Regions from separate parts of the Homo sapiens genome. Here all the other regions are linked to region 1. A link is a loop called in an ENCODE intact Hi-C map of the cell type or tissue named here. Cell type or tissue: heart right ventricle. All regions are shown on one strand.

Region 1 (4,000 bases):
CCTTTTCCCAGGTAGAAATTCCCTCTAACAAGCTGACCCCGCACTCCCAGAAGACCGGGACAATGCAGCGACCCACCCGGGCCAGGCAGAGCCGAGTTCCTGGGCCCTGCGAGGAGAAACCCGAGCCTGTTTTCCGCGGGGGCTTGGCTCGAAGGCGCGCGCAATGAGCGCCGCGCACCGCGGGCACCAAGCGTGGACGTTTCCCGTGGCCCAGGCCGGCGCCGGCCGCTAACACCGACCCTAGGGCGCTGTCCCTGCCTCCTGCTCCTGGCAACGTCCCCCTGGGAGCCTCCAAGTTGCTTTTCTATATTTCAGCCTTTTTTTTGTTTTGTTGGGTGGGTAGGGTGAGTTAGGGAGCGCGCTCCGTGGGAAGACTGGGTGAGCGGTTGATTGCAAACGGTTCAAGATCCCTTCGGGATGATATTATTCGGCAGGCAGACCTGGAGCGACTTGGATCTCCTTCAAGGATTTCTCCTTCCCTCTAGGAATCCCGGACAGTTTGTTTATTTGTGGACTGATTATTTATTCCTTCCACACCTCAATAATCAGATCCCCTTTTCCCACTTTCCCTGAAGGAGTGAGACACCCCTTTAACAAGGCTAAACACGGGCAGAATTTTGGAAGTTGCTGGTCTGGTTGGGCAGGGAAGAGGGCTTCAGGGAGAACATTTGTATTTCAGGTTTCCTTGCACCCTTCCTGGCTGTTCATCGGCTGCGTATTCGATTCTCAGCAAAAGGATGTTGAGACAACCCACCAGGCCTCTTCGCTTCGGCCTCTTCGCTTCGGGGAGGCGACTAGAAGGCAATGGGGCGTGCCACTTATTTCCAATAAAAGAACAGAAGACGAAAATGTAGATGCATTATCTTTGTCTCCTGATCAATTCAAAGCCAAAGGGAAGCTACAAATCAGGTTCCTTTACCTTGAATATTCCACTTCTGAAACATTGTTTTTATGAGTATTCTGGGCTCTTTTTCTAACCTGATCCTTTTTCTTCTTTCTTTGAAACAAAGTAAAATAAAGCTGCCCAGTTCTCAGCTCACAGGCAAATGATTTGAGCTTTCTGCCCCAACCCTAAACTCCCACCATGACTTTATTATTTTTAATAAGCTAGTATTTCCGCATCTAGCTTAAAAAAAAAAAAGGACTAGCAAAAAGTGCCCTTCTCCTGCAGCGCATGACAGGCACACTGAGTTCGTGTCACGATTTTACTGGAAATGCAAACTATTGATCAAGAAACACTCCTCAGCCTGTAGGCTTCCTGGAGGAATATTATTTACTCTGCTTTTACGAGGGGTGTGTGTGTGTGTGTGAGAGAGAGAGAGAGAGAGAAACAGCTTTATCACAGCAAAACCTAAAATAGCTAAGGACTATGAAAAAATAAATTCCAAAATGGCAGTTGCTGCCTACGTTTGTATTCACAAGGGTGTCCCGGTTTAAACCAATGTCATCTGGGGAAACAAACAAACAAACAAACAAACACCTAAATCGAGTCGCCCAATATATTATCCACCCTCCCCCGCCCCAAAGAAAGGAAAAGGGGAGGGGAAAGAAATTCGTCTCATCAAGACAGAAAAGGTGAGAGAGACACTTCCCTTTACCCCTGGAATTAGGTTTCTTGTTTGCTCAGTGGGACTCCGGGAAAGATGTTTGTTCAGGTTATTAAAACAACGCCTTCCATACACCTGGACTTTGCAAAAACCGTATTTCCCAGCTTTTCTTTAACCTGCCAGGGTATTTCGGATGGGGGGCTGCTACTTTCTGGCTGATTTTCCCCCTTCTTGACCTTGTAAGTCAGTGAGCCGAACGCGGAATCGGGTCCCAGAGGGCCTCGCGTGTTCCTGGAATAATAAGCGGCGATAAAGCCTAAAGGTATTTAATTCGCCTTCCGCCCCCACCGCGCTGCGCTCCTCCCGGCCCGTGGCCGCTGCACCTGGAGCGGCTGGGCGGACTCCGTGGGTGTTGGCGTCATCTTGAGGCCAACCAGGGAACTACTACGAGAAAAGGAAAAAGAAAAAGACCGCCCGGCCCGCCCTGCTTATCATGAAGGTGCTGACACCTTGTGGATACTCCTGGGCATTGCACGGCTGGAATGGAGCCTTCAGAAATCTGTAAAAGCAGAGAAAGGAGATAAACTGCATCGCGTCGATTAAAAAACATTTCCCGTAACTTCGCAACGTGTCAAGAACATGATCTGTTGGGAAACAAAAATGTCTTTGAAACTGCTCGGGGAGCAAGAAATTTTCTCTAGGGAAACTTGCTGGGGTTTTCCCCAAATAAAATCTATGCCTCTTAGGTGGCTAGAAGTCTGCATTTTCTTCCCCCGGAGTTGTTGAACAAATTGCCTCGTCCATGTTTTCCCGCTGCAGCTGTCTTTCTGCCCGAGGTGTGGCGTGAGCTTCAGGGAATTCATCAGAAAGCTGTTTGTGCTGGTCGTGTGTTTAGAGGGTTGGCTTGAACAAGAGGCAGACTTTGAAACTGGGCAGCAGCCACTTCTACTTTTGAGGTACAACAGAGAACTCAAAGAGGGGACAAGTGAAAGGAGTTTTGTTTCTTGTCTCACTATTTCCCATTCATTCATTTCAATATCCTTCAAACATTTCTTTTCTGGGGTCACGAGGTGCCTTGGTTTTGAGGAAAGGGATCGGGTGGCAGAGGAGTCCCAGGCTTCCAGAAGCTGCCTGAGAACCGAGGAGCCCTTGGGTTACACAAAGTCGGCGCCACCTCCTAAAAATCCATTGTAATCCGGCTTCTAAACTTTTGTGGGACAAAAAAAGTGTCTTTTCTAAAACTCAGTTCAAGCTCATTTTACTGTGTGTGAGTTTTCCGGTGAGTGAAAGCCATGCTGCGCCATCGACAAAGGGCAGGGCCAGAAAGGACTACAGAAGCGGGTGGGTAGTGAGAACTGCTGTTGGTCACAAGGATTAAAGAAACTCAACAAGTAAACGCAACCCTCAATCCTAGGCGGAAGAAATTTTTTTTTCTTTTTTCTTTTTTTCCTGTTGTTGTTGAGACGGAGTCTTGCTCTGTCGCCCACGCTGGAGTGCAGTGGCACGATCTCCGCTCACTGCAGGCTCCGCCTCCCGGGTTCACGCCATTCTCCTGCCTCAGCCTCCCGAGTAGCTGGGACTACAGGCGTGCGCCACCACACCCGGCTAATTTTTTGTATTTTTAGTAGAGACGGGGTTTCACCGTGTTAGCCAGGATGGTCTGGATCTCCTGACCTCGTGATTCGCCCGCCTCGGCCTCCCAAAGTGCTGGGATATTTTAAACAGCAACCAAGGACAGGTTTGAGGAGACTTGGGAAGATTTGCATCTGGGATGTGTATGAGATAATAACCTTGAATCAAGGGTAAGATTCTTGCGTGCGATAATTATACATGGTCAAGTAAGAGCATGTCCTTGCTTTTAGAAGGTACGTGTCAAAATGTTTGGGGCTGATATTCATCATCTCTGCAACCTTTAAAAAATTCACCCTGCCGGGCATGGTGGCTCATGCCTGTAATCCCAGCAGTTTGGGAGGCTGAGGTGGGAGGATCGCTTGAGCTCAGGGTTTCAAGACCAGCCTGGGCAACACAGTGAGACCCTATCTCTATAAAAAATACAAAAAAAAAAAAAAAAAAAAAAAAGCCGGGTGTGGTGCTGAGCACCTGTAGTGCCAGCTATGTGGGAGGCAGAGGCAGAGAATTACTTGGGCCTGGGAGGTTGAGGCTGCAGTAAGCCATGATTGCACCACTACATTCCTGCCTGGGTGACAGAGCAAGACCCTGTCTCAAAAAGAAGAAGAAGAAGGAGAAGATTCAAAAGATTCAACCAAGGTGGGGTCAGAGGGGAGAAGGAGGGCAGAAGGTCGTGCAAAGGTAGTAAGATGAGAACAGTTGTTGAACCCGTGGTGCCTGGGTATTGATTGTATTGTTCTTGCAATTCTGTAAATTTGAAATTTTTCAAAATAAAAAATGGGAGTAAAACACTTTTGTTACTGTGAAAATTTGAAAAGAAATGT
Region 2 (4,000 bases), 270 kb before region 1:
GACGCAAGTCTAGCCCCCATCACCGTGGCTCACTGGTGATCCAGCGTGGAACCCGCCTTTGCTCATCGGACGCAAGTCTAGCCCCCATCACCGTGGCTCACTGGTGATCCAGCGTGGAATCCGCCTTTGCTCATCAAATATCAGTTGGCTCATCTGGTGCTGTTCCGCTCAATTAGCAGCTAAACTGGCCTTGGCGCTGAGAGTCTGAACACTGCAAGATATGCAGAGAGGAAAAAATCTCCGCAGCTCTCAGAAGCCTGGATGGGAAGGCCACTGATGAGGGAAGAAGAACAGAGGAGGTGGCGTGGCACTGGACACGGGAGGACAAGGGAGCCTCTTCCCCAGGCCACGGGGAAACGGACAGAGGGACACTAGAGGCAGCCGGTGCATCAGGGTCTGCCTGAGAGACTAAGAACCTGGCCTCACAGATCCACAATCTCTTTTCAGCAATTCCAATATCCCAAACGTGAAAATCTAATAAAAAAATAATAAAAGCTCAACTGGCAGCGAAACTTGCTACCCTGAACATGCGTGAGACTGTCTTTAATCTCAGTTTCTCCCTCTTAGCTTGAATGCTGAAACACTCCCTGCAGAACTGTTCGTGAAAGGCTGCCCCAAACCCTGTGGGGAGTTATATTATGTGGGGTCTGTGCACCATGTTACCTTCCACGACCCATGACACTTCTGAATTATGCATGCATCTGGCCCCAGGGGTTTCAAATAAGGGTTTGGGGACCTGAAATAATCTCATTTGGAATTGTCACCAGTAATCAAGTGTCCCCATGCAATGTATCAGAGTTGCAAAGTGCTAGCCTGTAGGATGACCTGGAGATAGATTTTATTGAGTGACCACTGTGTTTTCAATTTTTTGGTGTCCTTGGTTGGGAGCAAGGTCATACCTAACCCCTGCTGCCTCCTTCCTTTGGGTACCTGCATGCTCTTGAAGGCATTTGAGGTGACAACCCTGCCATGTGAAACAATGTCCCTGCAGGGAGAGAACTGATGACTGAGATGGGCTCCCCAAATCGCCAGCCTTGCACTCATTCATTGTGCAAGCAACGGCAGAGTGATGTTTGCTTACAATATTTGTGATCTGACAGCAATGTTTAAGTGTTAGTTATTAGTAAAATACTAGGGGGAGCCTTCCAGAGCTGAGTTACTTGCACTGCCCAGTTTGTTCTCTGGCTGGGTGTTGACTGGGCACTTCCTTGGGGTGTCCTGAGTAGGTATTTCAGTACCCTACTTCCGGGGCTATCTTCAGGGCTACGCAGCCCTGTGGCACTGCTCTCAGACCCACTTTACAGATGAGGAGGCCAAGCCTTAAAGATGGTTCATCACTCGGCCCCAGGTTCTACAGTAAAAATGGAAGGACTTGGGTTGCAACCTGGCCTTCTGTCCCGGCTCTTTCGTAGCACAGTGCAGTGCTGCAGAATAGAAGGATGCTCGAGGACGTCGCTTTGGGATTAATGTCCCCGTTGAAAACTTGCAGCCCAGGGCCACCTGCACTTACAACACGGCCTGATGGTGGCAGACAAGGCTTCCTTCTGCTTCCCGCCTGCATCTCAGCCACACACGATTATTGAAAACACACTGAGTGCCAGCGGTGGCTGCTGAGGGCAGACTGGTGAGCAGAGGAATAAGGCCCTTGTCCTCCTGCAGCTTAGAACCCACTGCAGTGAGTCAGATGTCGAGGAAGCAGTGGAAGATACAGGGGAGCTAATTCCAGATGGTGGAGAGGGCTGCAGGGGGAGTCAGTGAGACGAGTCAGCTGGGCTCCTGAGGAGGCAACACCCGTTCAGAAAGGCCAGAGACGCGTCCCGGGCAGAATGAACGGCACCTGCGAAGGCTTACAGCAAAGGGCCGGGGCCCACAGCACGTTCCTGTCCACCCGACCCAGACATTGAGTCGTGTCCTGGCAGCACCTGTTGGAGGCAGTTGGGAGACAGCGTCACTGGGACCCACAGCACCCACACCCGTCCCATCATTCCATGATGTTATGGCAGGAAAATGGAATGGGCTCTTCCAAGAAGTTCCCAAGGCAGCTGAAAATATTGGAGTTAAGACTGTGGGGCCTGCGTTCAAGTCCTGGCTCTGCCCATATGAACTGACTTGGCTTTGAATAAAGCCCTTTTTCCTCTCTCTCTCTCTTTTTTTTAATCTCTTTTCTGTCCTGTAAAATGGACATCTGACACCTACCTCATAGTGTTCTTGTGAGAATTTCATGAAACGATGCAGAAGAAAGACCTACGTAAGCCTCAAAGCACAGGAGGAAACGCATTCCTAATGCTACTCATGCTGCTGCTGCTGTTGTGGATAATGATAAAGGCCCTTAAAGTGGTGCCTTCAAATCTGAAATGTTGACAGGGGACCCTCAAACAGCCTTTTAGGAACTGCGGCCATGAGCTCAGATGGGAAAATCTGAATGCCAACTACTTGTCAATCTGAATAAGGCTCCTGTTAAAAGGCGGATTTCCAGTCAATGCTTGTCGCCCCTGGCCCCACACACATTTCACAGGGACTTCCGGCAAGAGGCATAAACTCTCCGGCCTTCGTTTCTTTTCCCTTTGGCATATGAGACGCGCTTGGAATAGGTCATTCCCTCAGGCCCATCCAGCGGTGATAGCTGCAGGTATGCAATGCAGGGTTCCCCTGACTGTACTCCATATCTGTCTCCCCTGACCCCTCACAGAACCCTCCCTCCACCTCTGAAACGCCCAAGTTTACCTCTTTCCCCAGATCAAACTTCAGAAGCCAAGCCTTCGTCACCACTGTGGACAAGAACACTGACTAGCCACCTTGGCCCCAGCCTGGGGGCAGTGCACAGAGTGGAAAGTACATGTTGTAAGTGGGGCATCTTCCTTGGGAAAGATTTGCCAAGTCTCTGTAAATGGAACTCTTTCTTTCCTGACCCTTTGCCCTTCTTCAAGTGAGCTTTTAAACCTTTAAAAACTACGCGGTTTCACTTTCAACTACACCCGAGCTTACAGTGTGTTATTTTGGCTGGAAGACTGAGCTTCGTGTGGGAGGCGTGGGTTTCACAGATCTGAGCCCAGTGATATTAATGAGTGAACCGCCTGTGAAGTCTCCGGGGTCACAGCATCCGCCCAGAGTGGCATTGGTTCAGCTGGGATCCAATGCGAGTTTCCAAGCCTGGAGCTGGGCAGCCCTCACTACTGGCACCTCAGTCTTACCCCATATGACCTCTGACTGGTCTGAAATTGCAAATGTATATTCCTGGCCCCCACCACCAGATCCAGGTTTTGTGGGTTCAAGCCTTAATACAATATGAGGATCTTTCTTTAAGGAAAGAATACAAAATTATAAACATAAAAGTAGTTACAAAAGTGAATATTCAGAAAAGAAACCATAACAAATTGCATATTTTGAAAAGCTAACAAATACTGCAAATATCACTACATCTGCAAATTAACATATTTTCACTAATTCATTGCCCGACAGACACACACCCACGATACCTTCTTTTTGCTGCATGTTCTTGGATCTTCTTTCTTTCTTTTTTTTTTTTTTAATATAATCGCAAGTGTATGTTGATTGAAAACTATTTTCGGGGTGATTTTTGTACAGGTGTAGTTCCAGATGGCACCTGTGAAGTATGTTCAAGAATTTTGCAGGACCAGCAGTGGCTAGTAGGTTCACATTCAGCATTATTTTGCTACATGTGTTAAATAGAATTCTGCCTTTATTTTAATGGCAAGAGAATCTTTTGGGTAAGCTACTTCTGGCAAATCGGACAGAGTCAAGACCCATTGGTGCGCTGTATTCAGGAGACCTATCTCACATGCAAAGACACACATAGGCTCAAAATAAAGGGATGGAGGAAAATTTACTAAGCAAATGGAAAGCAAAAAAAGAGCAGGGGTTGCAATCCTAGTCTCTGACAAAACAGACTTTAAACCAACAAAGATAAAAAACGACAAAGAAGGACATTACATAATGGAAAAGGGATTAATTCAATGAGAAGAGCTAACTATCCTAAATA
Region 3 (4,000 bases), 710 kb before region 1:
GGGGTGGAGGCAGCTCTGCTTGGTGCCTCTTCTCTTGCTGGTTTGTGCATCCACGACTTACCTCTGCCCATCTGCTTGGTGTGAGCAGGTGCAGCTCTGTTCTGGTCCCTGGTGTAGCCCCTGAGCCTGGCTCAACTGCCTGCCCCATGACAGGAGCTCAGTAAATACCTTCTGCGTGAAGGGCCACCATGGAACTTAGCACAATTAATATCTTGGCTTTGGGGCTGAACCTTGGCTCAAATTCCAGCTCTGCTACTCAGAAGCTGTGTAACTTTGGATAAGTTAACTAACTTATCTGGGACACAATTTTTCATATCTCATTCCTATTGCATGGCGGTTATGCTGAAGATCTAATAACACAGGCTGGGCATGGTGGCTCACGCCTGTAATCCCAGTACTTTGGGAGGCTGAGGCGGATGGATCATCTGAGGTCAGGAGTTCGAGAGCAGCCTGACCAATATGGTGAAACCCCATCTCTACTAAAAATACAAAAATTAGCCAGGTGTGGTGGTGTGCACCTGTAATCCCAGCTGCTCGGGAGGCTGAGACAGGAAAATTGCTTGAACGCAGGAGGTGGAGGTTGCAGTGAGCTGAGATTGCACCATTGCACTGCAGCCTGGGTGACAGAGCAAGACTCCTAAAAAAAAAACAAATCTAATGACACAATGATGCGGATAAAGTGCTTACTGCAACACCTGGCCTGGCACAGAAGTGCAGTTCACATTTACTGAATGAATGAGTGAGCAGGTTAGTGAATGAATGAAAGGTTCAAGTGACCTCTACCTCCGGGGGACGCTAGCTTGCCCTTCAGCAGTATTTATCGGAAGTGCCAGGGAGAGATTTGCTTGGAAATTTAATTGAACAAATGATGCATCCCCATCATCTGTGTGCTTCTGCGTGTCCTTCCTGCTCTCTCTCCCACCCCGTGGAAGCTCCGGGCAGCAGCCCCTGCCTACCTCATCCGTGTCTTTCCCCAGCACACACACACTGTCACGCGCGGCCGGCACACACGCCTCCTTGCTGACAACTCCTCCTGTTTCTCTTTAGGACGTATTGGCTAGGTGTGTCCCGGTGCCAGGTCATACCCAGGGCACTGAGCGACTGTGGCTTCTGATTTTGTCTGCCCTGCACCTCTAATTTCTTCCCCTGTGGCCCCCCAATCTTGCTTATGGACGGGGCTCCCTTGGCTCGGTCATCCTCCTCCTGGAGCTCCCCTGGGCTCCTCTCCAAGGTGCTCCTTGCTCCCAGCTGCAGGAAGCCCGCATCCTCTGGCTCATGGGCCAGGCTGGTGGTGCCTGTCCTTTGACGGTGCAGCACCTGCACTCTCGCACTGCTGCCCGAGCCCAGTGAGGCCAGCCCACCCTGCTTTCCTTACGAGCACGAGGTACTCGTGCCCTATTGACTTCCTCTGCTAACTGGGACTGGAGAGGCTGGCAGCTCAGGACGTCCGAGGCGGCTGCTGGGTTCTGCAAGCCGGACACCAAGCGGGCGCCACATCTCTGCCGGCCAGGAGGTGGTGCTGTCCCCTGGTTTATGGCCCGAGGTGAAGGCAAGTAGAGACTCTCCTGCTTGTCCTGAAAATGCTGCCTTAAGATCAAGGGAAAACAATAGGTATTTGAGCCAGTTATCTAGAAGGAAAAATCAAATCAAATCAATGAGCGCAGGCCTCTATTCAGGTCCTGCATCCGAGCTTTGAGGACCCGTCTTAGAGTGAGGAAGGGACTTCTTTGAGCCCTGCCTGGAAATCCTGTGGGAAAGGATGGCAGGGCTGAGACTCAGGGCTGCTTTTCTGAGAGACGGAGACGGCAGCTCTGGGCTGTGCACAGTCCCTGCCTCTTGCCCAATGCCCCTAGGAAAGTGACGGGGCCACCCGAGCCTCAGGTCCTCACCTGAGAAATGGAGATAAAAGTTCAGGCGCCGTGGCATGGTCGAGGCGTGGTCGGGCTCCGTGGCGTGGTTGGGCGCCGTGGCGTGGTCGACGGCTATAACTGAGCCTGTGAACATGCGGCGTGGTCCTGGCCTGCTGCCTGGGACACCCCTGCTTCGACTGGGATGTTGGTCCTGTTGCTATGGTCAGAGACTGTGGGGGCTCTGAGATACGCTTGTCACTGAGAGGGGCTTTGTTGGAGGATGCAGCCCTCTTGATGTCTAGGGGAGTGGGCCTGACATTTATGGAGCACCTGCCGTGTTCAGGGACCAAGTGCACACAGATGAACACCCAACCCCGCCTCTCAGACTCACAGGGGTAAGCGTGTCCTGCTCCCTCTGGAGTTTCTGGGGAACGTGGGCAGAGTGTGGTCTCTTCTGTCCCAGGTGCGTTGGAGGAAATGACTTTTGAGCTGAGTGTTAAGGGACAATTAGGATTTCTTAGGGGGAAGTCGTGTGGGAAGGGCATTTGACAGAGGGAACAGCCTAGGTGGAGGTGTGGAGGCAGGAAAGCATCCTGCATGGCTGAAGGGCTGCGGGGCAGCCTGGAGGAGGAGGACAGGCGGTGTGTGGTGGGTCCCTGCAAGTGTGGGCATCGCCCTAGGCCCATTAGTGCAGGCTGGGGTGTTCTTTAAGCCAGGGCAAAGAAATCCCTGACAAGGAGGGACAAGTGCAGGCTGCGCCAGTGTTTGCTCTCCTCTGAAAAAGGGTGGAGGCCACTGGCGAGGTTCCAAGTGGCTTTTCTCAGAGCTCAGAGATCTCAGCCTGAAAGTGCAGAAAGGGAAAGAATCCTCAGATTCAGCAAATCTACTATTTATGTCTCTTCTCTTCCTGCTCCTTTTTTTTTTTTTTTTTTTTTTTTTTTTTTTTTTTTTGAGATGGGGTCTTTCTCTGTTGCCTAGGCTGGAATGCAATGGCGCGATCTTGGCTCACTGCAACCTCTGCCTCCCAGGTTCAAGCAATTCTCCTGCCTCAGCCTCCCGAGTAGCTGGGATTACAGGTGCCTGCCACGATGCCCAGCTAATTTTTGTATTTTTAGTAGAGAAAGGGTTTCGCCATGTTGGCCAGGCTGGTCTCAAACTCCTGACCTCAAACGATCTGCCTGCCTCAGCCTCCCAAAGTGCTGGGATTATAGGCGTGAGCCACCATGCCCGGCCTTCTGCTCCTTTCTTTTCATTTTTATTTTTTTTTGGCGATGGAGTCTTGCTCTGTTACCCAGGCTGGAATGCAGTGGTGAAGTCACAGCTCGCTGCAACCTCAACCTGCTGGCCTCAAACAATTCTCTGGCCTCAGCTTCCCGAAGTGCTGGGATTATGGGTGTGAGCTGCCGCACCCGGCCATTGCTTCATGGTTTCTCCCTCTGGTCTCAAGGCCTGGGTGTTTTTTCTTTTCCTCCGATGCTCTCTGCAGCTTCATGCTTGGGCAGGCGACTTGCGGAGCTGTTTTTGCTCTGGGTTCCTGGGCCTGGGGCCTAGGGTACCTCTGTCCCTCGGACACCTCAGTCTTATGCTCAAAGAACCACCCCTAGACTTCAGAGGCGGTCACGGGAGGTGGTCTTAGGCCCCAGGCCCCTTCCGATGCCTCCTCTGTGCTTTCTCCCGCCCGCCTGCGCCCACCACCCAGGCAAGGTTAAGTTTGTAAAAGCTCCTTTTGAATCTCCCAGAGTTTTATCTGGAGGGCCGTCTAAATCACTTCGGAGGCTGTTGGCTGAACTCAGTAAATAAACACAGGGAGCCCTGGGGGCACTGTGACTTACGGTCTCCTTGTCATTTACCCCAGAATGCACATCAGCGAACAGTGCCTGCCATTCTAAGGGGCTCTTTGACTCTGAACACACACAGAGTCTCCTCCTGGGCTGATTCCCTGCACGCTGGCATTTGGCTTTCTGTAGAGAGCCAGCATCAGCCATGGCCAGGGTTAATTCACTATGGTGGGGACAGTGCCAGGGTTGTCTGGGCTCAGGACCCAGGGATGGTGTGGCTGCCCCCATGCGTCCATATGGAGGGCAGGAGGGATCTTGCTGGTGGGAGCAGGATTTAAATGCTTCGAGGTGACACAGGGCAAGATGACTGTC
Region 4 (4,000 bases), 730 kb before region 1:
ACAGTAGTTCGCACCTGTAATCCCAGCTACTCAAGAGGCTGGGGAAGATTACTTGAGGCCAGGAGTTCGAGACCAGACTGAGTAACATAGCGAGACCCTGTCTCTACAAAAAATATAAAAATTAGCCAGGCATAGTGGTGCATGCCTCTAGTCCCAACTACTTGGGAGTCTGAGGTGGGAAGATCTCTTGAGCCCAGGAGTTTAAGGCTACAATGAACTGTGATCACACCCCTGCAACTCCTGCCTGGGCAACACAGTAAGACCCTGTCTCTCTAAAAAAAAGTGTCAAACAGGAACCAGACTCTGGGATGCTTGAACTGGGGGGTTCACCTTAGAGACAAGGAAGAAAGACGTGGGAGTCTCAGATATACAGAACAAAGAGGGCTACAGTGACGGGCCAGGGCCTCGGTGTATCTTGGGCACATCCGTATCTGCAGTGGCCACCGTGGAGGGAGTGGAAGCCGTGTTCTCCAGGGGCACATCTTCAGTGGCCCTAGGGCAACTTTAAACATCATTTATTCAATCAGCACATATTTATTGGATGCCTGGCACCAGGGAGACAGCATAAGAAGACATGTGCTGCCTCCAGGGTGCCACTGCGCAGCGAGGGTATTGTAATTCAGGTGGGGGTCGTTGCCATCCTGCCTGAGGCACACATGAACACAAGGAGGGCCCAGGAGCTCCGTCAGTGACCTGCTAACCATTCCCACGTTGCCACAAGGACCAGCAACCTCTTTCTGGGGTGTTCTTGCTGTGGGAGCCACTGCAGGGACAGGCTGGATGTACAGGACGTGATGCCCCAGGAGCAGCCCTTGGCCGATGATGGGTGGGAGGTGTGGGTCAGCACTTCTGCCCCCGCATCCTTCGATGGGGATGACTCTGGGCCGTGTTCCCAGCAGGACTGAGCCCGTACCGCCCACTGGGGCCACCTTCTTGCTAATTTCCTTCATCCCAGCTCTCCTTCCTCCCCTCACCTTCCCACTCCCTCACAGGGCTTCCTGCATCACCTCCCCCAGAAAACACTTGCGCTCAATCCTTGCCTCAGGCTCTGCTTTTGGGGTGAACTCAAGATAAGACAAGGTGAGCAGATCCCATCTCACCAGTCAGGGAGGAAGCGCCATCGGAGCAGAGACCTGAAGACAATTCCAGGAAACCTGGCAATGAAAGGTGAGACCAGAGTGCCAGGGCACAGGCACAGCAGGGGTGGACAGTCTGGAGGTGACAGGTGGGGGCATTCCGGCCACTTAATCCAGTTAGGGTGGCTGGGTCGTGGCATGGGCAGCCAAGAGCACTGGAGGATGAAGCGGATGGCAGAGAGCATGGGAGGCTTTGGGAGGCTGTCAGGGCTTCACATTTGTGTGGCTAAATCCTGCACCACAGCCAGGTTCAGGGCATATTCGAGAAGGCCATGAAGGCTTGGGTCCCCTGGCCGTGTCAGTGGCAAGGGAGGACAGGTCAAGGCAGCGGCCACAGCAGCCCGTGACCACAGGCTGCATTTTGGAGAAACCACTCCAGCTGAAGAGTGTTGGATGGAATAGAGTGGCAAGAGTGGACACGGGAAACCAGCTTGGAGGCTGCAGCAGGAAACCTGGTGGGGGACGATGGTGTCTGGACCTCGGTGGTGGTGGCAGTGGCTGTGTTCCAGGTGGGTGGGGTTATTTGGCTCTGTTGTCTACATCTGTGCAGGTGTGCTCTTGGGGAGTGGTACCTGAGGCTGCACCACATGTCCTGAATAACCCAGTGACAATGTTGCTGCAGCCCACACGGGACCACGGCTTCCATAGACGGACCCCAGGCAGCTCTCCGCCTGCAGGCGTTGTCGTGAAACTTGGCGTTAGGAGCCACAAGAGGGCACTGTTGAGAGACTTTAGCATAGAAGCCCCAGAAGGCCAGGGCTGGAGGGGGCTTCAGTTGCCCAGGTCAGCCCATGGTTTGTGGGAGAGGGAGCTGTGACTTCCTGGACCTGGTGGGGCCAGGGGAGGTGAAATGTGGGGTAACCGTTTAAAGGGTTTTGGAGAAGATGCTCCTGTTGTCTGCACCCTGGACTCAAGTCAGGAGCCCAGAGAAACACTCTGTCCCTTCCTCCCCATCTCCCTTCCACCCAGCCACACAGCCCTCCCTTCCTCCTCCCCTGCTCCCTTCCTTTTTCCTCCCCTCTGCCTCTCTTCCCCTCACTCTGCCCCAGGCCATTAACTGGGTAATGACCACACAGCCCAGCCCTGCCCAGTGGAACTTTCTGTGATGGTGGAAAAGTTGATCTGTACCGTCTGGTTCAGGAGCCATGAACCACATGTGGCTGGAGTCCCACTGGCCCAGCCAGGCCGCCATGGCAGGTGGAGGCACTGCAGTCTGCCCAGCCTGGCCCAGTCCAGGCCTTGGTGGCTTCTCGGGCTGCTCCTGGCAGTGCCTGGCCCCACCTTCTGAGAGCTCTCTGGTGACCCATGTGCCAAGACTTGAGGCCTGGGAGGGGCCGTGGGGACACTGGTCCAATCACCTCATTCGCAGATGGGGACAGTGAGGCCCAGAGAGGGCCATGCCCTGTCCCAAGCCCCACAAAAGCTGGTGGCAGATGCGAGACTTGGCCTTGGCTCTCCTGCAGCCCATCCAGGCCACCTTTCCTTCGGCGGCCTCCCAGTTCCAGGTGCTGCCTCTCCACTTGTCCACTCTGGGGAGACCCTTTCCAAGCCTCCCCGTTAGAGGAATTGCAAATGGGTTGTGCTGCCTGGGCACTGTAGCAAAGACCCCTGAGGTCACCAGGCCCTTGAGGAAGAACCTCTGTGATCACTTAGTGATGTTTGGTCCAGGCTGGGCTGAGGCTCAGTGGTGTTGAGTGTCATGGAGCTTTTGTAGCTGTCCCAGGGACTCTTGCCATGCTTGACACACAACAGGTGCCGCATAAGTACTTGTTGATTTTGGATACCTGCTGTTTTCTCTGGTGGGCATTGCACTGGGGGATCTGGGAGCCCTGGGAGTCCACTGGGGCACTTGGAAGCTTCCTGTTTTCACTTTTGTCATTTCCAAGAGAGATAGTGCTGTTTGAGGCCCCCCCACCGCTTTTTTTTTTTTTTTTTTTGAGACGGAGTCTCGCTCTGTCGCCCAGGCTGGAGTGCAGTGGTGCAATCTCAGCTCACTGCAAGCTCCGCCTCCTGGTTTCACACCATTCTCCTGCCTCAGCCTCCTGAGTAGCTGGGACTACAGGCACCTGCCACCATGCCTGGCTAACTTTTTGTATTTTTAGTAGAGATGGGGTTTCACCGTGTTAGCCAGGATGGTCTCGATCTCCTGACCTCGTGATCTGCCTGCCTCGGCCTCCCATAGTGCTGGGATTACAGGCGTGAGCCACCGTGCCCTGCCGAGGCCCCGTTTTTATGTTAAAACAACAAACCTTCAGGCCAACCCATGAGCAGTGGAAGGGGCGGCATTCCGGAGGAGGCCACCTTGGCATTCCAGATGTGGGGATGTCGTCTCAGCACCAGCCAGGCAATTGTGTCCTTCCCAGCACACTGGCAGGGTGTGAGATTCCAGAAATCACAGGACACCAGCTCCCTGGTCCCAGGTGGGGAGCAGGAGGTGGTGGAGAGCAGGTGTCCGCGTGTGTCTTCGGCCACTCTGCCCTGGCTGCTGAGGTTCGCCCCTCACATCGCCGACAGCATGGGCTCTGGGCAGTGGGAGATCCTGGGTTCTGGGGTGCTTGCAGCGCCAGGCAGAGTCCCCTAGGAGGTGATTGTGAAGCACAGCTCCTTGCCCACGTGAGCTTCAGGAGCCTCAGCCTCCACCCTGCACCCCCAGCTGACCTCTGCTCTCTGTCTGAGCAAGGTCCTCCACCCACTGCCCTTTATCCTACCTTCTCTCCTTCCTCCCAGAAACCGTTCTGCCTATAAAAACAGGTATATGAATCTGAAATTTTTAAAAGGGGCAAAGTTTAAAAAAAAATCTAACCACCTTGCATTTTCCCTCTTCTCTGCTCCGTGTTTCCTGTAAACTTGTAGTTGACCTAAAG
Region 5 (4,000 bases), 310 kb before region 1:
AATCCTTCTGCCTCGGCCTTGCAGAGTGCTAGGATTACAGGCGTGAGCCTCTGAGCCCAGCTAGCCTGAGAACATTTTCATCACCCTAAGCAGAAACCCTGTACCCATCAGTAGTCAGCTCCATTCCTCTTTCCTCCAGCCCCTGTCAACCACGAGTCTACTTTCTGTCTCTACGGATTTGTCTTTTCTGAACATTTCATAGAAATGGAAGCATATGAACTGTCATCTAATCTTTTCTATATATGATCGTAGAATATTGGGTCCTTTGTGACTGGCCTCTGTTGCTCAGCATCACGTCCTCCGGGCTCATCCCTGTTGCAGCATATGCCAGTGTTTCCCTCCTTTTTATGGCCAAATAATAATCCATTATATGGACAGATCACATCATGTGTATCCATTTATCTTGAGGGACATTTGGGTTGTTTTCACCTTTTAGCTATTATGAATAATGCTACTGTGGACATTTGTGTTTAAGTGTTTGTGTGGACATATGTTTTCATTTCTCTTGGGGATATTCCTTGCAGTGGAATTGCTGGGTCATAGGGTAACTAGGTTGAAGTGTTTAAGGAACCGTTAGACTGTTATTCACAGCAGCTGCACCGTCTTGCATCCCCATGAGATTCCTTCTTAACCTTGACCAAAGAAGCCCTCATGAGGTGGGGAGAGAGTCATCGTTCTCTGACGTGGTCTTAAAAGTGCCTATAGACCTGGCCTCTAGGGATGAAGAAAACATCAAACATGACCACGATCCCTCTGTTTGGCTATTTCATTTTTTCCTAAGACGGAATGTTATTTCACTTGGGAGTCATTCAGTTTCAGATGATAGAAAACAAGCCCTGAATTGGTTTCTGAAGTAAAATAAATTATTACCTTATCTAACTGGACAGTTTGGAGGTGCTGACTTCAGGCAAGACTTGATCCAGGGGTTCTAAGAAGCCACAAAACATCATTGCTGAGTCTCCTCACTCTGCCTTCCAGGGCATGGGCTTCTTCCTCAGCCTCTGCTGGGTGTCCCATAGTTCCAGACTCTTGTCTTAGGGTTCCAGCAATTCTACTCCTCAAATCCTCATGGTATACAATTGGGGTGGGGTGGGAGTGGGAATGGGTGGTAGGGAGGAAGAGAAACAGAAAGGGAGAGATAGGGATGGGGTAAGGTAGAAAGGAGAGCGGGGTGGAGATTATTTCTGTGTATCTCTTCAAGTCCTGCCTCTGCCTAAGCACACAGCTAGGAAGATGCTGATCCGATTAAGTCAAAAGGGCCCCATATTAAATAGGGCCACTCTGCTGATCTCATTTTAACTTGATCACCTCTGCAAAGACTGTTGTCAAATTAGGTCACATTCTGAGGATCCAGAGTCAGGATACCATCATATCTTTTTGAGGGGACATAATTTACCCCACAACAGAGAGGAGGAATCTTCTATGGGTCTGAATATTGTTGGCACCTTTACTTTTCAACACGCATAGGACTCTGCCGCCTCCCGCTCCTAAGCCTGGCTGCTGACCAAGCAGCACCTGCAGGGCTCAGGGTTCCAATAATGTGGGGACCCCCCCTTTCTACGTCCAGTTCTCCAGAGAACAGGCTTACTTGGGGCCGCTGGGCCCTGGAAGTCCTTCTACTTCATTTATTTTATGTAAGAGACTCATCTGTGTCTCATACACTTCTCTTTGCACTTAACCATAATCCTGGTGTTAGTTAGAAACTATCCAGAAAAGAGACAATCTGCCTGGTGGCACGGGAGGTCGGAACTGGAAAAGGCCTTAGAGGAAATCAATTTCCAGCCCAGTGTTCTTCAGGCTGGGCTTTGTGCTATCGCAGAATTCCTGGGAGTTTGGTGGCCTCTGTTGGGTCTTAGTTTGGGCTCCTCAGAAGCATACCCAGAGACAAGGAGTCATGGGCAAGCTGTTTATTTGGGAGGTGACCCAAGGAAACCCCCAAGGGAGTGGGGAGGCAGGACAGGGAAGGGGAACAGCAGCAGAGCTTTAGTTCATAGGCAGCCACTGCCCCGGGCACCTGGGGTTCAGTACCACTGTGGACCTCTGGGGGTCAGCGTAGAGCTGGCCTCAGTTATCTCAGTGAATGAGTGAGGGAGCTGGGATATTTATACATCAAATCCTCTGTCTGCTACTGGCAGTGGGCTGATTCTGTTAGAGCCACAGGGATTCACAGTAAATGGTCTTTTGTGAGGCACATCAGGGGATGAAGAGGGGGCACCAACAATTACTATAAGGGGGCACCAAGGTATCAGATTCAGATGTTGATTTAAAGGCTGAGCATCTGCATGAGGATTTTAAAAAACAAGCTACAGGTGTGTTAAACATAACAGCAGTGTCAATGGAGCAGAAGGGCAATGAATGGAAAGTAATTCTTCCCTGGAGTCCAGTTCCCAGTCCCTCCCCAGAGCACTGAGTGAGTGTCTCAGGGGTCCTTCTGATGTTTTCTTTCTGTATCTGAGCAGATGCAAAGAAAAGACACACTTTCCTTACTCAGTGGTAGCCTGCTATTGATGCCTCCAATGCTTTGCCCTTTTCCTCAGCAATTCACCTGGAATTCATTCCTGTCCGTATGCTTGGTGGTGCCTCATCCTTTTTATTTACCATGGCAGCATAGGACGTAGTACTCCAGTGTGTGGACATGGTACTCCAGTGTGTGGACATGGTACCCCAGTGTGGGGACGTGGTATTCCAGTATGTGGACATACCATGACTTATTTAATCTGTCTTCTAATACTGGGCATTTTGGTTGTTTCCAATCTTTTGTTACTACAAACAAGGGTGTAACAAAATGTTTATCTCTTTGTACAGAGGCATGAATTGATCCATTGGATAAATCCCTAGAAGTGGAATTTATTTGGCAGAATCTTCTGTTTTTAAGTTTTTGGCAAATACTGTCCAAACACTTTTGAAAGAAGTTGACCGATTTGACATTCTTGTGGCAAGAGCCCATGGGGTACATGGCTCAGATGTCCCTCATGTCAGGAGAAACCCTGCTGTGGGGTGAGGGTGGCTGGTGCCTCCAGCTTCCAGTGCCCTCTGGCTCTACCTCTGCTCTCCAGCCAAGGCCCCATGTCTCCAGGGCAGCTAATGGTCAAGCATGGCAGAAGCACAGGGCCCCTCCATTTCTGCCTAGCAGGGGCATCCTCTATGGGGCACCTTCAGTCTGGGGCTCTCGGTCAGCATGGCTGAGACATCCTCTGAGATGCACTGCAGGCTGAGGCTCTTGCTACTGCATGCTCCTTCCTTCCCCTCTCCTCTCACGGGTGTCGGACCAGCATTGCAATCTGAAGGCTCGCCCGCGCCCTCCAGCTCCCCTTCCATTTTCTGCAGTGCACTAGCACCACCTCCCTAATACATAGCTCACATTCCTGACTCCATCGTGGCATTCCTTCCTGAAGACCCATGCTGACACCCACTGACAATGTGTGAGGATGGGCTTCTGATGGTACTCGGTGAGCAGGGGTCTATGGCTAAGTGGTTTCTGAGCTCCCAAGCTTATCCAAATCTCTCACTTTATAACAGGAAATCTAAGGCCCAGAGAGGGCAAGCCACTTGCCTGAGGCCACACACTCAGGGGTAGCAGGCCCTGAGTGCCACACCAGGCCACACCGAAGTGCTCCCTCAATCTCAGACACCAGCTGACCTTGATTGTCCCCACTCCCGGCCAAAACCAAGCCCGGAGCAGACATGTGTGGCCTGGACTACCTCTCCTGCTCTCCAGATCTTCTCAGGGACAGGGTTCAAAGTTCCCCAAAACGTGTTGGGGGAAATTGCATCCCAGTTTTTGGAAAGCCTGGCCAATTTCTTCCCATGCAGCCATTTCTGTGTCAATACGGGCTATGCACAGATGCCAGTGCCAGCTCCCACTCCTCCGTGGTCAGCCGAGCAGGGACCAGAACTCAGAGAGAAGCACTTTCCAGAGGGGCAGAGTGGGTGAGGGAGACGAGGAGGGAGACAGTGGGCCACAGATTCTCATCACGTTTTCCCCTCCCATGCTTTCAGG
Region 6 (4,000 bases), 640 kb before region 1:
TAACTGACTTCTGTTTTAATTTCATTATTATCAGAGACCATACTTTGTATTATTACAACTGTAATTCTCTTAAATTACTTTAATTTTTTTTAATTAGTTGAGGTTTTGTGTTATGAACTAGAAAAACAGCTTTGTAATTTTGTTTGTTTGTTTGTTTGTTTTTTAGAGATAAGGTCTTGCTCTGTTGCCCAGGCTGGAGTGCAGTGGTGCGATCATAGCTCACTGCAGCCTCAATCTCCTGGGCTTAAGCTACCCTCCTGCTTCAGCCCCCTGAGTAGCTGGGACCACAAGCAAGCACTACCACACCTGGCTAACTTTTAAATTTTTTGTAGAGACAGGATCTCACTATATTGCCCAGGCTGGTCTCAAACTCCTGGCCTCAAGTGATCCTCCTGCCTTGGCCTCCTAAAGTACTGAGATTAGGCTGGGTGTGGTAATTCACACCTGTAATCCTGAGGCCCCTATCTCTACAAAACATTTAAAAACTAGCCAAATGTGTTGGTGTGTGCTTGTAGTCCCAGCTACTTGGGAGGCTGAGGCAGGATGATTGCTTCAGCCCAGAGGTCGAGGCTGCAGTGAGCCGAGATTGCGCCACTGCACTCCAGCCTGAGTGACAGAACAAGACCTTATCGCCTTTGTCTCAAAAGAAAAAAAGTATTGGAATTACAGGTGTGGGCTACCATGCCCAGCCTTTGTGAATGTTCTATGTGTACTCAAAGAGAAGGTTTTTCTTTTTCTTCCTTTTTTGCTGTTGTTGGTGTGGTGTAAATGTAAATGACATCCAGTTGCTTGATGGGGCCATTCTGTTCATTTTTATCTTTGCTGACTTCCTATTTGTTCTCTGAATTACCTAGAGAATAAGATTGAAGTCTCCAACTATAATTGATCATTTGTCTGTTTCTTCTTTTGGTCCTATCAATTTTTGCTTCATTATTTTCCTGTTACATTGTTTTTCTTTGGCTGCTTTCAGGATTGTTTCTTGGTCTTTGCTTTCAGCATTTTGACTCTGATGTGTCTAGGCATGGGTTTCTTTGAGTATACCCTTTTATGGGATTCACTGAACTTTTTGAATTTGGAGGTTTTGCTTTTTGACAAATTCGAGACATTTCTTTCCTCTGATGTTTTTCTACCCTGCATTCTCTTTTTTCTCCATCTAGAATTCCTGTGATGTGGACGTCAGGCGTCTGGTACAGGTGCTTCAGTCTCTGTTCATTTGTTTTTTTTCTGGTTTTAAAATTTTGCTTCTTTTTCCCTTTGTTATTCAGGTTGGACGATTTCTATTAATTTATCCTCACATTTAATGACTCATTGCTCTGTTATCTTGATTTTGTTATTGAGCCCATCTGGTGACTTTTAAAATTTTGATTATCATATTGTTTAGTTCTAACAGTTCAGTTTGGTTTTTCTGTATATCTTCTCTTTCTTTACTTACACTTTCTATCTTTCCATTTGCTTTACCAGTGTTTGCTCTTGCTTCTTGGAGTATTTCTATAATAACTGCTTCGAAGACTTTTCTGATACTTCCTTATTATTATTATTATTATTATTATTATTTTATTATTTTATTTTTATTTTTGTTTTTTCGAGACGTAGTCTCACTCTGTTGCCCAGGCTGGAGTGCAGTGGTGTGATCTCGGCTCACTGCAACCTCCGCTTCCTGGGTTCAAACTATTCTTCTGCCTCAGCCTCCCGAGTAGCTGGGATTACAGGTGCCTGCCACCATGTCTGTCTAATTTTTGTATTTCTAGTAGAGACAGAGTTTCACCATATTGGCCAGGCTGGTCTCATACTCCTGACCTCAAGTGATCTGCCCACCTCGGCCTCCCAAAGTGCTGGGATTACAGGCGGGAGCCACCATGCCTGGCTTTTTCTGATCATTGTAACACTGGTGTCATCTTGCTGTTGGGATTTGTTCCTTATCTTTACTTGTACAAGTTAAGATTTTCCTGTATTTTCATATGCTGAGTAATTTTGGTCTGTATCCTGGAATTTTGCATCCTATATTAGGAGGCTCTAGGTCTTGTTTAAATGCCATGGAGGATGCTGATAGTTTGGTTTCAGTGGTCAATCAAGGTGGTTGGATTCAGGCAACAGGTTCCGAGCAGCCTCTGCGAGCTGTGCTCCCAGTGGCCACTCAGTCGTCAAAGCAGGGCAGTGCTCTTCAGAGCTGTCCTGTGCGTGCGCCACCCAGTGGCCAGGCCTGGGCCTGGCGACGGTTTATCCTCGAGTTCCGTTCTCAATGTCTTGGGTCTGCTGTGTAGGGTCAAATGCGTGCCTGTGCAGTTTAAGGGTGAGCCCAGGATTCATGAACAACTTTAAACTGTCTCTTTCCTGATCTCTGCCCTCTCTGCAATCTCCCTGGCATTTTTCAGGCTCCCTGGGGCTTCCTTTTGGGGTTGTGCAGTCAGAAAGCTGAGCTGTCAGTTATTCTGTTTTGCCACATACTTCTCATAACTGTGGCCAAGTCCGGGACTAGGAGGTGGGAGCAGAGAGAGAGAGAGAGAGAGAGAGAGAGAGAGAGAGAGGGGGGGGGGGAGGGGGAGGGGGAGGGGGAGGGGGAGAGAGAGAGAGAGAGAGAGAGAACACACACCTGGGGTCCACTCTGATCTCGTGGAAACACAGATTTTTCTTATCAGAGAGGAAGGTTCTGCCCACTCTGAGTTTCAGGAGCCCATGGGCCATGCAGTAGTCACTGTCATTAGTAAAGCCACGGAATTGTTGGAGAACTGGGGTGCAACAGAACAGAAGAAAATAAAAAGAAAACTGAGATTTGCCTCATTGTCCCCCTTCCCTCTCCTGAAGCGCTCTTTCTCTGACCCTGGCACCTGTGTTCATTTTGAGGTCACTTTGAGTCTAGGCTGGGGATACTGGGGGAAATAATGGGAGACTCAGCTCTAGTTCAGTGAAACTGAATTTTTTTTTCTAGTCTGCCTGCTGGGTCTACAGTTCAGAGTCCTCACACAGCTGCTCCATGCATTCTTGTCGGACATCCCAGCTGCATTCGGTGGAGAAGAGGGTGGAGAGTGTTGACTCCACCTCATCCTCCATCCCAGGCCCTTCTGATGGCTTCTTCACTGTTTTAGTTGGGACAGTTATGGCTGCAGGTGGAAGCCTGCTAAATTCAAAGCTTAAGTAAAACAATGTTAATTTACTCACTTAACTGAACCGGGGAAAACGTAGGAATGGCTGGTTCCAGGGAAGTCTAAATCTGGAAACGCAAATGCTGTCATGTCCTCATCTCCCCCCTCCATCACAGGTGTCCACCTCTCTCTGAATTGTCATTCTGTTCCCTCCGTTGCATTGAGGCTTTCTTCATAAGGTGGGGTGCCTATGGCCAGGGAACACTCTGAGCTCTCATCCTTGCAGCATTTTCCTCATATTTCTCCCAAATTCCAGGATACAAATCAAAATTACTCAGCATACAAAAAAATCCAGGAAAATCTTAACCAACTTACTGCGTAAAAACAAGGAAGGGACAGAGAATGTCTGTCCTGTTCTATGATGGAAAATCCCAGGGCTGACTCTCATTGGACTGGCCTAGATCACATGCCTACCCTTTGGGCCAATCATGTGCTGAGGTGTGTGGGTGCCCCAAGGCTGGAGCTGGGAGGGGCAGTTTCCCCAAAGAAGGAAGCGAGGATAAAACACAGAGTGGAGTGCCTGTTACAATCCATGGTTTTACATGAAACTGAGTGTGCTTGGAGAATAAAAGTCACTAGGGGTATGGCAGTGCCAGCAACAGGGTGTGAGGGAACAGAACACAGGCAGGGGCAGGAGCTTGGAGGTCAGAGGTGGGTGGTAGGGTGGTTCTGATGGGTTTTGAGGGGCCAGGAGCTTTTAAAAGTAGCATGAGAGCCGGGACCGGTGGCTCACGCCTATAATCCCAGCACTTTGGGAGGCCGAGACGGGTGGATCATGAGGTCAGGAGTTTGAGACCAGCCTGGCCAACATGGTGAAACCGCATCTATACCAAAAAAACAAAAATTAGTTGGATGTGGTG

What was found. Hi-C counts contacts between places; a loop is a spot of excess contacts. Peaks named below come from ENCODE experiments on the same cell type or tissue, not always from the same donor. Only the 100,000 strongest peaks of a DNase experiment are listed, where the experiment ranks them.
Region 2: a loop joins it to region 1, with 4 times the contacts of the local background. A loop is called at or near these places in 23 of 110 quality-filtered maps.
Region 3: it touches region 1 in a loop (25-fold over the local background); 102 of 110 quality-filtered maps call a loop at or near these places.
Region 4: a loop joins it to region 1, with 6 times the contacts of the local background. A loop is called at or near these places in 37 of 110 quality-filtered maps.
Region 5: it touches region 1 in a loop (2.8-fold over the local background); 21 of 110 quality-filtered maps call a loop at or near these places.
Region 6: a loop joins it to region 1, with 4 times the contacts of the local background. A loop is called at or near these places in 16 of 110 quality-filtered maps.

What each region holds. Positions count from the first base shown.
Region 1 is chr16:86,561,998-86,565,997 of GRCh38, reverse strand. FOXC2-AS1 (FOXC2 antisense RNA 1) reads left to right here. Exons shown (of 2, transcript NR_125795.1): 2 at 680-853. Among named protein-coding and RNA genes, the nearest start is that of FOXC2, 2.8 kb to the left of the region's middle. In heart right ventricle, a CTCF peak has its summit at 2,023 (motif pointing left); a DNase peak (open chromatin) is centred at 2,027; H3K4me3 peaks cover 1,263 bases; H3K27ac peaks cover 1,278 bases; H3K27me3 peaks cover 3,093 bases.
Region 2 is chr16:86,832,380-86,836,379 of GRCh38, reverse strand. No RefSeq gene overlaps it. Among named protein-coding and RNA genes, the nearest start is that of LINC02188, 110 kb to the right of the region's middle. In heart right ventricle, a CTCF peak has its summit at 1,573; no DNase peak of the experiment used is centred here.
Region 3 is chr16:87,276,314-87,280,313 of GRCh38, reverse strand. All of the region lies in intron 3 of LOC101928682 (a long non-coding RNA gene), which reads left to right. Among named protein-coding and RNA genes, the nearest start is that of C16orf95, 39 kb to the left of the region's middle. RefSeq lists an enhancer at 766-1,271. In heart right ventricle, CTCF peaks have their summits at 1,307 and 1,511 (motif pointing right); DNase peaks (open chromatin) are centred at 1,513 and 2,622.
Region 4 is chr16:87,295,955-87,299,954 of GRCh38, reverse strand. No RefSeq gene overlaps it. Among named protein-coding and RNA genes, the nearest start is that of C16orf95, 19 kb to the left of the region's middle. RefSeq lists enhancers at 2,224-3,210, 3,211-4,000. In heart right ventricle, a CTCF peak has its summit at 1,848 (motif pointing right); a DNase peak (open chromatin) is centred at 1,834.
Region 5 is chr16:86,872,369-86,876,368 of GRCh38, reverse strand. No RefSeq gene overlaps it. Among named protein-coding and RNA genes, the nearest start is that of LINC02188, 150 kb to the right of the region's middle. In heart right ventricle, a CTCF peak has its summit at 2,031; no DNase peak of the experiment used is centred here.
Region 6 is chr16:87,201,552-87,205,551 of GRCh38, reverse strand. No RefSeq gene overlaps it. Among named protein-coding and RNA genes, the nearest start is that of C16orf95, 110 kb to the left of the region's middle. In heart right ventricle, a CTCF peak has its summit at 2,192 (motif pointing left); a DNase peak (open chromatin) is centred at 2,191; H3K27ac peaks cover 745 bases.